2 separate regions of the Homo sapiens genome follow, and region 1 is linked to region 2. A link is a contact called in ENCODE Hi-C or POLR2A ChIA-PET data. All regions are on one chromosome and are shown on one strand. Each heading gives the region's core, a stretch centred on a gene start or an enhancer-like site at or near the end of the contact. The rest is flanking DNA. Distances are from core to core; before and after follow the strand shown.

Evidence for each region. Hi-C counts contacts between places; a loop is a spot of excess contacts on that map. ChIA-PET counts read pairs that join two places held with the same protein, here RNA polymerase II (POLR2A). Pooled maps may share reads with other maps.
Region 1: a map with no recorded cell type shows a loop between it and region 2 (5-fold over the local background). The contact joins the enhancer-like site here to the promoter of LINC02106 in region 2. A Hi-C loop is called at or near these places in 6 of 168 maps with a recorded cell type or tissue (Calu3, MCF 10A, PC-3 and 3 more), 6 of 37 single-sample maps with no recorded cell type and 5 of 50 pooled maps. POLR2A ChIA-PET finds 5 or more read pairs at or near these places in 1 of 52 experiments (MCF 10A).

What each region holds. Positions count from the first base shown.
Region 1 is chr5:51,826,524-51,833,135 of GRCh38, reverse strand. No RefSeq gene overlaps it. Among named protein-coding and RNA genes, the nearest start is that of LINC02118, 180 kb to the left of the region's middle. Within about 2 kb of position 3,740, at least 2 of the 41 ENCODE cell types and tissues checked have a DNase peak (open chromatin) inside an H3K27ac peak, as active enhancers do; they include PC-3 and PC-9, where a contact is called at or near this core.
Region 2 is chr5:50,967,452-50,973,578 of GRCh38, reverse strand. It overlaps LINC02106 (long intergenic non-protein coding RNA 2106), which reads left to right and starts at 3,392. Exons shown (of 2, transcript NR_104653.1): 1 at 3,392-3,656; 2 at 4,002-4,362. LOC124901181 (a long non-coding RNA gene) reads left to right here and starts at 6,007. Exons shown (of 2, transcript XR_007059131.1): 1 at 6,007-6,127. RefSeq lists an enhancer at 3,391-3,912.

The DNA.
Region 1 (6,612 bases), core at 2,491-4,990, 860 kb before region 2:
TCACTTTTTCCAACCACAAAAAAGCCAGCAAATGCAACCCTGTCACATTCTTAAAAAGTGTAGAGCCAGAAATAATGGTGACCAGCACTAATGACTACCATAGGTAGAGAGCAATTGCTAGTATGTTCTTCATTCTTTTTGGTATTGCTTGTGTTTTTTTCTTAAAAACGTAGAAGATACTTCAAATACTTACAAATTAGAGGCAATTCTACTCTCATCATCTCCTCCTCTTTATCACTGTCGCTTTAATTATACACAGAAAAGGGAGGTAGAAACACATAGGGAAAACCAGGCTTCATTAAGCACCACCTATATTCTTACACTTTGTTTAGGAAAGTTCTATGATGCAAAATACATGACATGGAATCTTTCTCGGGTGGCTCTTACTCCAGGTGGCAAAACTGGTGATGGAAGAGCATAACATAAATGCAACAAACTTAAGGAAGGCTGGGAAGTCTCGCTAGAAAAGAAATGTTTTTTTGTTTGTTTGTTTGTTTGTTTGTTTGTTTGTTTTTTAATATAAGACTTGATTAACACCACAGATCCCGGTCCATTATTTTCTGAGGGTATTTTTGGTTAAAAAAAAAAAAAGTTAGAAATGATGAGGCTTATTCTAAGGGAGGGGAATGGTGCAAGTAGAACTGTTTGCGTGAGATGGAGGACTCAGAAAATCTATTAATGACAAACAAATTTAGAAAGATTGAGGGGCAGCTGGGCCGGGCACAGTGGCTCAGGCCTGTAATCCCAGCACTTTGGGAGGTCGAGACGGGCGGATCACAAGGTCAGGAAATCGAGACCATCCTGGCTAACATGGTGAAACCCCGTCTCTACCAAAAATACAAAAAATAGCCATGAGTGGTGGCAGGCGCCTGTAGTCCCAGATACTCAGGAGGCTGAGGCAGGAGAATGGCATGAACCCGGGAGGCGGAGCTTGCAGTAAGCTGAGATCGCCCACTGCACTCCGGCTGGGCGACAGAGCGAGACGCCATCCTCCCCCCACCCCAAAAAAAAAAACGAAGAAAAGAAAAAAAGATTGAGGGGCAGCCAATAAAACACAAAACTATGCTAAGAATTGTGGGCTCCATAAATCTAGAAAGTATGAAAGAAAATTATTACAGGTATATATAATTTAACATGAGAGATATTGTTAATATGAGGCCGTATTCCCTAAATATGAAATGAGTAATAAAAACTGGGCATTACATCAATGTTCCTCCCTAAACTTCAATTCTACGCAGTGATTTTATAGCCCCAGTGTTATCAGGAGTAAAATGCTATGGGAGAAAGCCCTCTTCCTACTTACATCTCAAATGAACATGGCTCCTTCTGCGGAAGTGGGAGTAAATTCAGGTCATTTCTAAACAGGCTCCGTTTCCATATCACTGCCCATTTTCTGCCATAATTTACAAATTCACTATCCTGTCATTGTTACAGAATGAAATAGTGAATTCTTTTATAACGTGCTGAAGCAGTAAGTTAGGGAAATGAACGCCCCCTACATTTATTATTGGATCTATGTTCATAGTTACAAGGAATACATATTTGGAATATGATTTGTAATATCTGAGTGGCAAGTAGCCATTATTATTCCTAATATAAGGGGATAATGTGGTCAAAATTTGCTTATTTAGAGACTACTTAATCAATTGAGAAAATTCAAGGTATAAATAATGAAAATGTTATATTCAAAGACTCTATTTCTTTTTCTTTTTCTTTTTGAGATGGAGTCTCACTCTGTAGCACAAGCTGAACTGCACTGGTGTGATCTCGGCTCACTGCAGCCTCCGCCTCTAGGGCTCAAGCCATTCTCCTGCATCAGCCTCTCAAGTAGCTGAGACTACGGGTACACACCACCACAGCTGGCTAATTTTTTTTTTTTTTTTTTTGTATTTTTAGTAGAGATGGGGTTTCACCATGTTGCCCTGTGTGGCTGGTCTCGAACTCATGACCTCAGGTGATCTGCCTGCCTCGGCCTCCCAAAGTGCTGGGATTATAGGCATGAGCCACAGCACCTGGCCCAAAGATTCTATTTCTATGTTAGAAAATAAACTAAGAGCCCATCATTTACCATTATTTGTGTGTATCTGGGGGGAGATAGGAACTTATTTTGTCATAAAGTTTTTAAAATTGCCATTAAAACCAGCTTATATATGTTCCTAATTCTTTAGGATGTTCAAATTCATACAAATTATCTTATTCTTATTTTGTCAAATTATTCTCATTTTGTCAAAGTTTTGCTTTATTTGCTTGTTTTTACTGAATAGGGAGGAAATTAATTAACATAAAAAGGGCTTGCATATGTTATAAATACTTTTCAATTATGGTCTATGGTTGTATAACACATATGATTTAAATAAGACACACTGTCTATATGTTAGCAATTTATTATGAAGGATTTGCATATGCTCCAATTACCACTATGAATAATTGTTATTTAAAGTCTCATAAAATATTTAATCATCCAAATGTATGTGGTTTAAAGAATTTAGATATAATATGAAATAGAAAATTGTACTTGGCTAGTTTTAACTTTCTTCAGCTACAAAATGTCATGATGGCAAGTTACCTAATTAAAGGCAAGTACCCAGGACTCATGAAAACCAGTAAGTTGGTAATGGTTGACTCCCTCAGTTAAGGTCCCTTTATACAGCTATGGATTCTATAGAATGAATCTTTGATTATGTAAGAAGCTTCTTGGATGCAGCTCTGATTTTAGAAATTTAGGAAAGAAGAAATTATTCAGGCTCTACTGGTAGAGTTTGTAGTGTCTCTTCATGTCTGATAGTTATAGCAGCTAATGAAAACTTAGGACATTGCAAGGAAAAACAATGAAGTATTAGGTTGTTGTCTCATTTTATGAAATTAACTCTCAACTGTCGTTATCAAGTTTTATGCTCAGAATTTCACTCTAACTTTGTTCTGATTTGATTTTTTATAACATGTTAAGATCGCATTGTAAGACTTTTCACTGGCCTTTAGCCAAAAATAATAGAATTCTGACCTGATATAACTCTCTTCTGAAAAGTAGAAAAGATCCCAGGAGAATGCAATTTTAGATCTCACACATAATTTTCCATTCTCCTCCTATAAATCAGACTTCTGTAAAATACTGTTATACCATCCACATTTCTGCAGATACTAAAATTCACCATTTATTTTCCAGTCTGCATTCTTCAAGAAAAGGGATGTTAGCAGAGGTTGTAAAGAGTTGTGGTAGTCAAAAAGAATTGGCAGGATTCCAGTTTGTAGAACTTGTTGACATTCTGCCAATTCCTTTATTAATACATGTTGCTAAGCAGAGCTCATATTCAGTTAGTGTGTTCCAGCACAGCCAAATTGATTGTTAACATTTTGAAATATTAACATTTCAGTAGGTAAATGGCCACCATTCTGTTCTTCCTAGTATCTCCTTCCTTATCTCAGTTTGATAGTCAATCACCTCCCCCAGCACCCCAGCCCAATGTACTGTTTTGCATCTACAAAATAACGTGTAGCACCAGAAGTGGCATTTAGGAGCTTGCCTTAGCTAGCATACGAATTTTTTCTGGTTTGATTGGTTAGTGCCCAATCTCTAGCAGTAGTTGAATACTTCGAATATAACTCTTGCACCTAAGTATGTTTCTAGGTACAGGTGACAGAAATAGAAATATGGGAAAGATGGCCATGATGATTCAATGCTGAAGCAGCTGAGATATCTCACAATCAGAGTTGAAATATTGCCTGAAGCCTGTGTGTCATCATGAAAAATTTTCTTTCCTGCAATTGTGGGGTGTTGCCCTGTCATTCATTGAACACTTCTTGATGGCTGTTTCCCAAATACTGTGAATGCAAGAATAATACAATGAGTCTTTTTTCAAAAAGCTGAATCAAGAAAAATAAAATACAATTTACATAAAAAAAGTTTATGGTGAGGGGCAGAGTATATGAAGTGCACATTGATGTGGGGATGAGAGGGAGAAAGTAGGAATGGGTGTTCAGTCCTCTCTGGACAAACTTTTAGGTGGCCTGCTTGAATCATGTGTTCATTTGTCCAACATATAATCATTGAGCATGGGTTCACATAGGACTAGAGATACAGAGGCAAACAAGAGAGGTATTCCCCTACCCTCCTTACCCATTGTATTATTTACCATCCAGGAAGAAAGACTCTAAAACTAAGGACATTATTACTAAATGTATAGCACCATTTTGAGAACTTACCTAAAATTTTAATGTGCTTGTTTATTTTTTCCTATAAAAGCAATGACTTTGATGATTGTGTTATTATTGCTTGGGATAAATAAAGTATTTTGTAGACAACTATTTTCTATTGATTGTCATTGTCTTTCTGGTAATTCTATAGAAATAGGATACTTGGCCACCTTGAAATAAAATGTAAAATTTATTGAGTGAAACTAACAGTTCATCATACCATTCATATTTATCTTGTGGTTTTCTCCTACTTGGTTAAGAACACTTGCCTCATTTGTCCTGTATGGAGAGGTAAGAGTTTAAAGACTTGCTCAAGGTGACAGAAATAGTGGCAGTCCTTATTTTACCAAATCCTTATTGCCTGGCTTTTGGTTGTTTTTTATAGCCCATCTATAGATTGATTGCTGTTAGTCTCAACCAATTACGAGCATTTCTTCTCAAATCTCATTTTGCTACAATATCAGCACTGCATTCCAGTTACTATTATAGGAAATAGAATGAAAGACAAGAAAATGTCATAATTTGTTATTTTCTGGGCAGTAGCAAGACAGAAATAATTATTTACTGAGTGACTGTATGTATTGAGTGACTACAGTGTGCTAGATTCCGTACCACACGCAGGACATTAACTCTCCATGACTCCATGAGGTGAGATCACTTATAATTTACTCTGTTTCTTGAGGTTAAGAGAGATTAAGAATTATCTAAGAGTTCAACGGTGCTAAGTGACACAGCTGGGATTCAAAGCCTGTCCTGTCTCTCAAGAACTTTCTACTACTCTGTGAAGATATACTGATGCATAAAAGTCCATTTTTTCTCTACTCAATAATATCTATAGGTACAATAATTATATTTACTTGGAAACATTCTAAATCATGACATTTTTTCTAGAATAGATTCCATTGCAGTGGTAGAGACCACATTAGGTATTTAAATCTTGAATAAAAGGACCTTAAAAATTGTTGGTGCTTATTTAGCCATTGAAATCTTCCAGTAATAATGAACTCACTAAGAAGGTTACTGATTCCATGTTTGAACAACCCCTTTGTTTTGAGCGTTGCTGTAATTCTGTTAGTGCTACTTCTACTATTGTGAGCCATGCCAAAAAATGATAATTTATAGAAAACTTAAAATGTGCCACATGATTAACCAGTGGTACTTTCAATCATCACAACAACCATATAATGTAAGCTTAACTATTTTTATTTTTGATATTGAGAAACTAGGGGTTCAGGGACCAAAACCACACAGGTGGTCCATGTCTGCACTAGAACTGAAGTCAGCTCTGTTTGACTAGAATGCATGTGTTCTCTCCATTATGCCAGCCACTACTATGTTGGAACAGTGTAAGCCTTCAAGCGAAATGATCATACAAATATTTGAAAGCAGCAAATATATTTTCCCCTACTTCTTTTCCTTTTTAGACCAAGCACACTTAGTTTGTTCAGTATCTATATGACTTTTTTTCCAGACCATTCAGAGCTGCTGCCAACTTTTGACATGAGAAGTCAGCACAGTTACTCAAATATTGTCTGCCAGTACATACTATAATAGGAATGGTAAGTCCTAGTTCTGTGCTAAGAAGACAACATCGTCACTTATTTTGACAAGCCATTGGCCTATTATATATTTGCATAAATGAACTATCCTACATCTTGTTTTCCATTAATTGCTATTAAGCAAAGTCTTCCCTGTCATATATATATATATATATAAATTTATATATATACATTTATATATATTTATAAATTATGTATGTGTGTGTGTGTGTGTGTGTGTGTGTGTGTGTATGTATATATATAAGTTTGACCATGAGTGTAGGAATTTAAACTTACCACCTTTAAATTCCATCTTACTATTCCTGGCTTGTGGTTTCCCACTTGATTGAGGTATTTCTCTTCATTTTTGTAACACCTGAAAAACTGTTATGCATGCCCTTTATTATTTATTCTTCTGAACTTTAGCAGTGCTTTAAATTGAGAAGGTACATCTTAAGTCCTATCCTCTAGGACAACAGAAGAGCCTGAAGGAGTAAACACTTTGGCCATTTGGCAAGAGTGGTGTATAACTGGGGAACTTTGATAATTCATTCTTTCAACAAATATTTATTGAGGACTTACTATGTACTAAGCAGTGCTCTAGGTATTGGTGCAGAAGCGGTAAAGCAAATGACAGAAGTCCCTTTTTTTCTGTGAGCTTACATTCTAGTAAGAATATGCAGGTAATAAACAAATACACAACAAAAATGTGTAACATGTTAATAATGATGTTATGAAGAGAAATAAACAAGGAAGCTATATAGGGAGTATCATATTGAGAGGTCACCTCCTAAGTTCTTCACATTAACCACTGTCATAGATATATGGTGTACTGTAATTATTTTAGCATTATCTGACTCCTCTTTTAGACAAATTATTTTCC
Region 2 (6,127 bases), core at 2,143-4,642:
GGGGACATCTCTGCTAAAACTTGCAACAATTAATACATTTTTACGTACTAAGTGCCAGTCATTGGCTAAATCCTTTACATGGGTTATCTAATTTAATCCTGCAACAATCCTAAAGGTAGGTATTAAATTTTTACAAAATTCAGGTACATTCATCTTTGAAGTAGGAGATGTAATGTGGTCTGCCACACAAGAAAAATACTAACATAAAAGTGATAAACAACTTTTATAATCAGGAGATGAAGAGTTTTCTGTGGGGACAGCAGATAAATAAATTTGGTAGTACTTTTTTCTGAGGAAAGAAAAGGGTTAACAGAATTACAAACAAAGATAATAAAATAATAAAACTTCTGTACTCACTAAAAGGCAGAATTCAGCACCTAGAGAACACCCGATTAAATTACATTAAATGTTAAAGAACCTGATATTTTACGGTGATAGGTATCAAACAATAAACCCAAGATTTGGTGAAGACCAAAGCTATAATTAATTTCAACAGTAGTTTAGATAAGTTAATTTTTGATAAAAGCTGGGGACGTTTGTGAGGTTTTGATTTGTTCGTTTAGAGAACAGCAGGGCACGATGGCTGACTCCTGTAATCCCAGCACTTTGGGAGGCCGAAGTGGGCGGATTGCCTGAGCTCAGAAATTCAAGAACAGCCTGGTCAACAAGGTGAAACCCTGTCACTAAATCAAACTAAACTAAACTAAACTAAAAATACAAAAATTAGCTGGGTGCGGTGGCGGGCGCCTGTAATCCCAGCTACTCAGGAGGGTGAGGCAGGAGAATCACTTGAAACCGGAAGGTGGAGTTTGCAGTGAGCCGAGATCCCACCACTGTGCTCCAGCCTGGGCAAAAGAGCTGAACTCTGTCTAAAAAATAATAATAATTCTCAAACACTTCTAAGTTTAAGGACTGAAAATACAGTGGCAAAGTTGCTGTCTGTTGAAGTATGGGCAGATGGCCAATAAGGTGGTATTTCTACTAGGAAGATGTAATTGGCCATTCCTGAAACGTTGGTTGGGTATCTTTCTGGGAAAGCTCCTCATAGTCTGCCATGCCTAATTCTAGATCTCACAGGCTTGGAAACCTGACTTTTATTTTATTTATTTATTTATTTATTTATTTATTTATTTATTTATTTATTTATTTTGAGATGGAGTTTCGCTCTTGTCACCCAGGCTGGAGTGCAATGGTGGGATCTCGGCTCAATGCAACCTCCGCCTCGCGGGTTCAAACGATTCTCCTGCCTCAGTCTCCCAAGTAGCTGGGATTACAGGCGCCTGCCACCACGCCTGGCTAACTTTTTGTATTTTTAGTAGAGATGGGGTTTCACCATGTTGGGCAGGCTGGTCTTGAACTCCTGACCTCAGGTGATCCACCAGCCTCAGTCTCCCAAAGTGTTGGGATTACAGGTGTGAGCCACCACACCTAGCCGGAAACCTGACTTCTTAGCAAACTGTCTCTCAGAGCAAAATCACTTTAACCACAGTGATTAAGACCAGAATCCATTGATTAAAACGTTTTGTGTGTTTACATGTATGTATATATGTGTGTGTGTGTGTGTGTGTATATATATATATATATATATATATATATATATATATACACAAAAAAGATCTCAGAGACCTAAATACATTCCCATTACTTAGCAGATATAAACAGCAATTTCAATTATAATCAGAAAGTTTCTTGGTGAACATGGAATCAGAATAAAGAAAGTTGAGGTGGAATTTCCTTGGTCCACATCTCTTCTGCCTAGCTGGTGGTTGAATGAAAATACACCATCAATTGTGTCTATTACTCTTTTTGCCAGTCCTTCAATCAGGTTATAATCTAACCCTCTATCAGCTCAGAAGACCAGGTACCTCTTTTTTCTTTCCTCAAATCCATTAGATATTGAATTATAGCTTAAGATTTGGAGGGCAAATATGTGTTGCTTATTTCAAATTCTATTTATTGACTCACTCTGCCCACATCCTAACAAAGACGATATAGAAGACCAACAGAGTTTCCTATTAATTGTCCTTTCATTCACAAGAAAGAGACATTGCTCTGACCAGCATGCTCTGACTGTCAGGGAACTTATTATCATCTTAAATAAGATCAAATTATGTTCAATAATGAAGACAAGAGTAGGAAGAAGCCACCTTGAATCCAGTGGAACTGCTGTGCTCTGAAGTAATGGTAAGGGCACAGGACTTGTCTGTTGTTTACCCATGAATGCTGTCCTTAGAATCTTAGACAGCAGCACCACCTCACCTTAATGTGTCCTTAGAGACAGCTGAAAGCTTGGTGTAACGACATACATCTAAGGATACCTTTATAAATGATAAGGCAAATTGGTCCAAACAAAAATTAAGCCTGACCTCAAAATATATCTTTTAACTAGTTATTTTTATAAAATTCAAATGCCATAGAATGTGCTGTCTGCTTACATAGACAAAGCTCTTGATGCATTTTGAGATGCCAGTTGTTTGATGGGTGAATTGTAATGAAGCTTCCTTTAAGATTATCTGCAGAAGCAGACAAGTGATCATTGAATTTAGTTTGCCATCCTATGGCCTAGGCTCCTGTTGTCATGAAAACCTGAAATTGATTGCCAAACACTTGCACAGTAATTTTGAGATTCTTATAATTTAAAGCTCAATCATTTCTTGACTGAAGGATACTTATTGAGGAAGCTTCCATCATCAACCTCCGTTTAAAAAATTTCTTACTGTGTGGATTTTAATCAGGGCAATAAAAGGATCATCCACAAGCTCCACATCACTCAGCCATATTAAATTATGATGTAATCTAGTAAAAAAATCAATAAGTGAGACCCAGTAAGGAACCTGAGACTGTTCAAGACTAGAATGCAGGTAGGCACCATATGGCCAGAAATGAAGTGACTACGTATTATCTTCAACCAGGGACATTGGATTTACTCAGTTTCTTTGGGCTGGGCAAAAATGACCTTGTAATGCATTGAGTTATAGGCTAGCAGACATTAGGCACCACACTATCCCTTCAAGGTACGGTCTTTTTAACAAGTCCTAGGAAGGGCTGTTTGAGTTAATTCAGAGCCCGCAGAAGGGCTCACAACAACCTCCTTGTTTTGTCCTAACGTGAGCTGATCCTTCTTGCATCAGGTGGCTCCTCTGACTGTCCTGCCCTTTGGGTACTGGGCAATTAATCCACAAACGCAAAATCCTGAACCCTGGGCTAAGAAAATACGAACTGATTTGGTAAACAAATGATATGTAAAATCTATACGCACAGAGTGGCAAGTGACAAAGGAAATTGCAAATGCCCCTAAATGCTCTTTCCCATCGATTGGCAGAGAGAATCTAACACATACACAGAGGAGATGGAGCATAAAATTGGGCGGACTGACTCAGAGGTTTGTTTTGATTTTTAAATCATTTGTTAAAACTAAAAATGAGTGTGCGTACGCGTGGAGAGGGGGAACAAGGCTTCTCTAATCAGCAAAGGGGCTGTCGGCAGGCGATGTACAAATGAAAGCGCGCTTTCTAAATTTCCAAAGCACTAAAGGGAGAGAAATGCGCAATTACTGTGGGATTCGCCCAGAGGAGCAGCCTCAGGAGTTGAAGGGGATCCTGTCCCTCCCAGAGGAAAGCTCACGATTGGATTGGAACTTCTAGCGACTGCCTGAGGTGAGCTTCAGGTGGGGACCGGCCCCGCCAAGTCCGAGGCAGTTATCCACAAGAAAACACGCGCGTGCCCCCGCTGCTCCTGCGTGGTGGTCGTCCGGAGACAGGCGCCCTGCAGGGCATCTAGAGGGCCCCAAATGGCTCAGCCGGGCCCGCGGCGCAACAGGCTGCACAATAAATTAAAACAATAGTGAGAATAAGCAAATGGTCTGGAGGGCGGGCGGAACCGAAGCTCGCTCTTCGGAGCTGGAGTGCCGCGGGGAGGGGGGTGTCAGCGTCCCAGGGATGAGACCTTCCCCTCCCCCTTCCGCTCCCCGGCACCCCCTCGACCAGACGTCTCTTCCGTAGGCGCGTCCTCCGGGTCATGGGGAAACAGAGGCAGAGACTTGGGAAGGAGAAATGGAGAAACCAGGGCAACGTGGTCAGTGCTGCAGCGCCATCCCTTTTTCACTAAGACCACCCTGGGCCCCTGGGCGGGAAGCCCTTCGCACACTCCAGCCGGGGAGAGTCCGGGCTGGGTTCCGCAGCGCCTGTGGCTGTGTGGCCGGGAGGCTCCTTGCTCTCGCCCGCGTGGTCCTGAGATCGGTCGCTCGTTCCCACAGGCCCCGGGATTGGCTGCACCACGCAGCTGTTGTCCAGTTCCGGAGCTGCCGCGTTCAATCCGAGTCCCTCCGATGCTTTCACTGATATTAAAATTTCACTTTTCGAACTGGCCTTTTATTTATTTTTTTTTACGCAGTCGTTTTTGGGAGGCAACAACTCGGACATCCTGTATCCGTAATCAGATAATCTCACTCCTGCTTTTGTATTCCTGCAGCTTTAAACTCTGCAAATATTTGTGTCCTTCACAAAAAAAGGCGTTCCTCAGTCTACCTCCAACCTCGCCGGGCAACTTATCTTTCCCAAGTTCACAGCCTGACTCCGGATCTCTTGGTCTCTTGTGATCTTGCAGCAATTCAGCAGAAAAGACTCGGTTTGGGTTTTGGTTTGTGATGGCTAATAATGGGGGTTTTACCCCCCTGATGTTTGGGGGATTTGTGCTTGTTTTATGATTACTATTTTTCTTGTTTCCTGCAGTCAAGGAAAACTGTCTGTGTTACAAGCAAACTTACTGTCCCCTGCCTCAGGGACGTGAGTTCCAGTCCTGGACACTTTACTTTCTCTCTCTCCGGTCTTCCCTGGCCCACGGTCAGTTTCTTAACTCTCCTTGTCCTTGATCTTTTCCCGAAATGCCTGGACCCTCGCCTTAGCCCCTCCTCCGATTTGCCCCTTTCTTTAATTTGTCTTGTGTGTTAGCGCTGGGTCAGCGCGCCCTTTGTGCTGAGGTCCTGGGCCGGTGTGTGTGTGTGCGTGCGTGCGTGTGTGTTGTAGTGTGTGTTTCTTTTGTTATTTTCTCCCCTAACACCGCAGAAATGAAACACACATGCAGCTCTGTCGCCTCATATTTTCAGATGTTTTTCACACTATTGTCTGCTCCAGCCCGTTGAAAGTGCAAAGTGAAAACAGATGCATCCAAAAAATTTTTTTTGAAAGGGACAATCCTAGGATGGAGACTAACCCCTCGAATACAGATAAGCAATAAATATTGTATCAGATTTATAACGTGCATCGAGCAGTCTTGATTAGCACCAAGGTGAGCTTTGGTGAGATTTTTATCATTTCCATGTGTCTGGACTACAAGAAGAAATCACTGGGGGAAGAGCTCTATAAATCAGCGTCCATGTCAAGACAAATCAAAATAATGCCTCTATTATTTCAATCAATAAACCATTTTTATTCCCAACATCTGATACACACAGTGTGTGTCCGTCTGTTTGTATTTGGAATTGGCAGCCTTGCCTTATACCAAAACAAACCTTTCAAGACGTGTCAATGAAATTAAAATTTTTAAAAGGAGAATTCAATGTGACCCTCCTTCCCTTTCGAGCTACTCCATTCTCCCCTTTTTAAGCCGCACACCCCAAGTCAGTAGGAGAGCTTTGCAACTCTGCAAAGGATGAAATTGCTTTGAGAATTTCAGAGAAAAGGGGTGGCGGGTGCTATTAGGGAAGAGAAACCGAAAGCGGCGACAGGCAACGACTGGGACTGAGGAAAGCCTCCCTGGCTCCTGGCTCCAAGATATTCCAGAGGACGGTCCTAGGGCGGTCTCAGGAGGGTGTGACAGGGTGCTCCCGCGCTCTGCTAAAAACCAAAACCACCACCTCCCACCACTGCCACCAAGATTTTTCCAGCAGGTGTAAGGCTGACTGGCTGTAGGGCGTTAATTGGGGCGAGGCTAGCTGGAGAAAGATGGGGGGCGGGGGCGGGAGACGAGGAAGAGTGGGGGAGAGGAGGGAAGAAAGGGAGAGAGAGAGAGCGACTGACTCTGGTTGACTGGCGGGTGGCTTTTGTTAGTTTCAGGCAGATTTCAAGACTTGTTTCTCAAAATGTCCTGCAATTTTGGCTTCCGCGGCAGTTTGTGAGATGGGGCCACA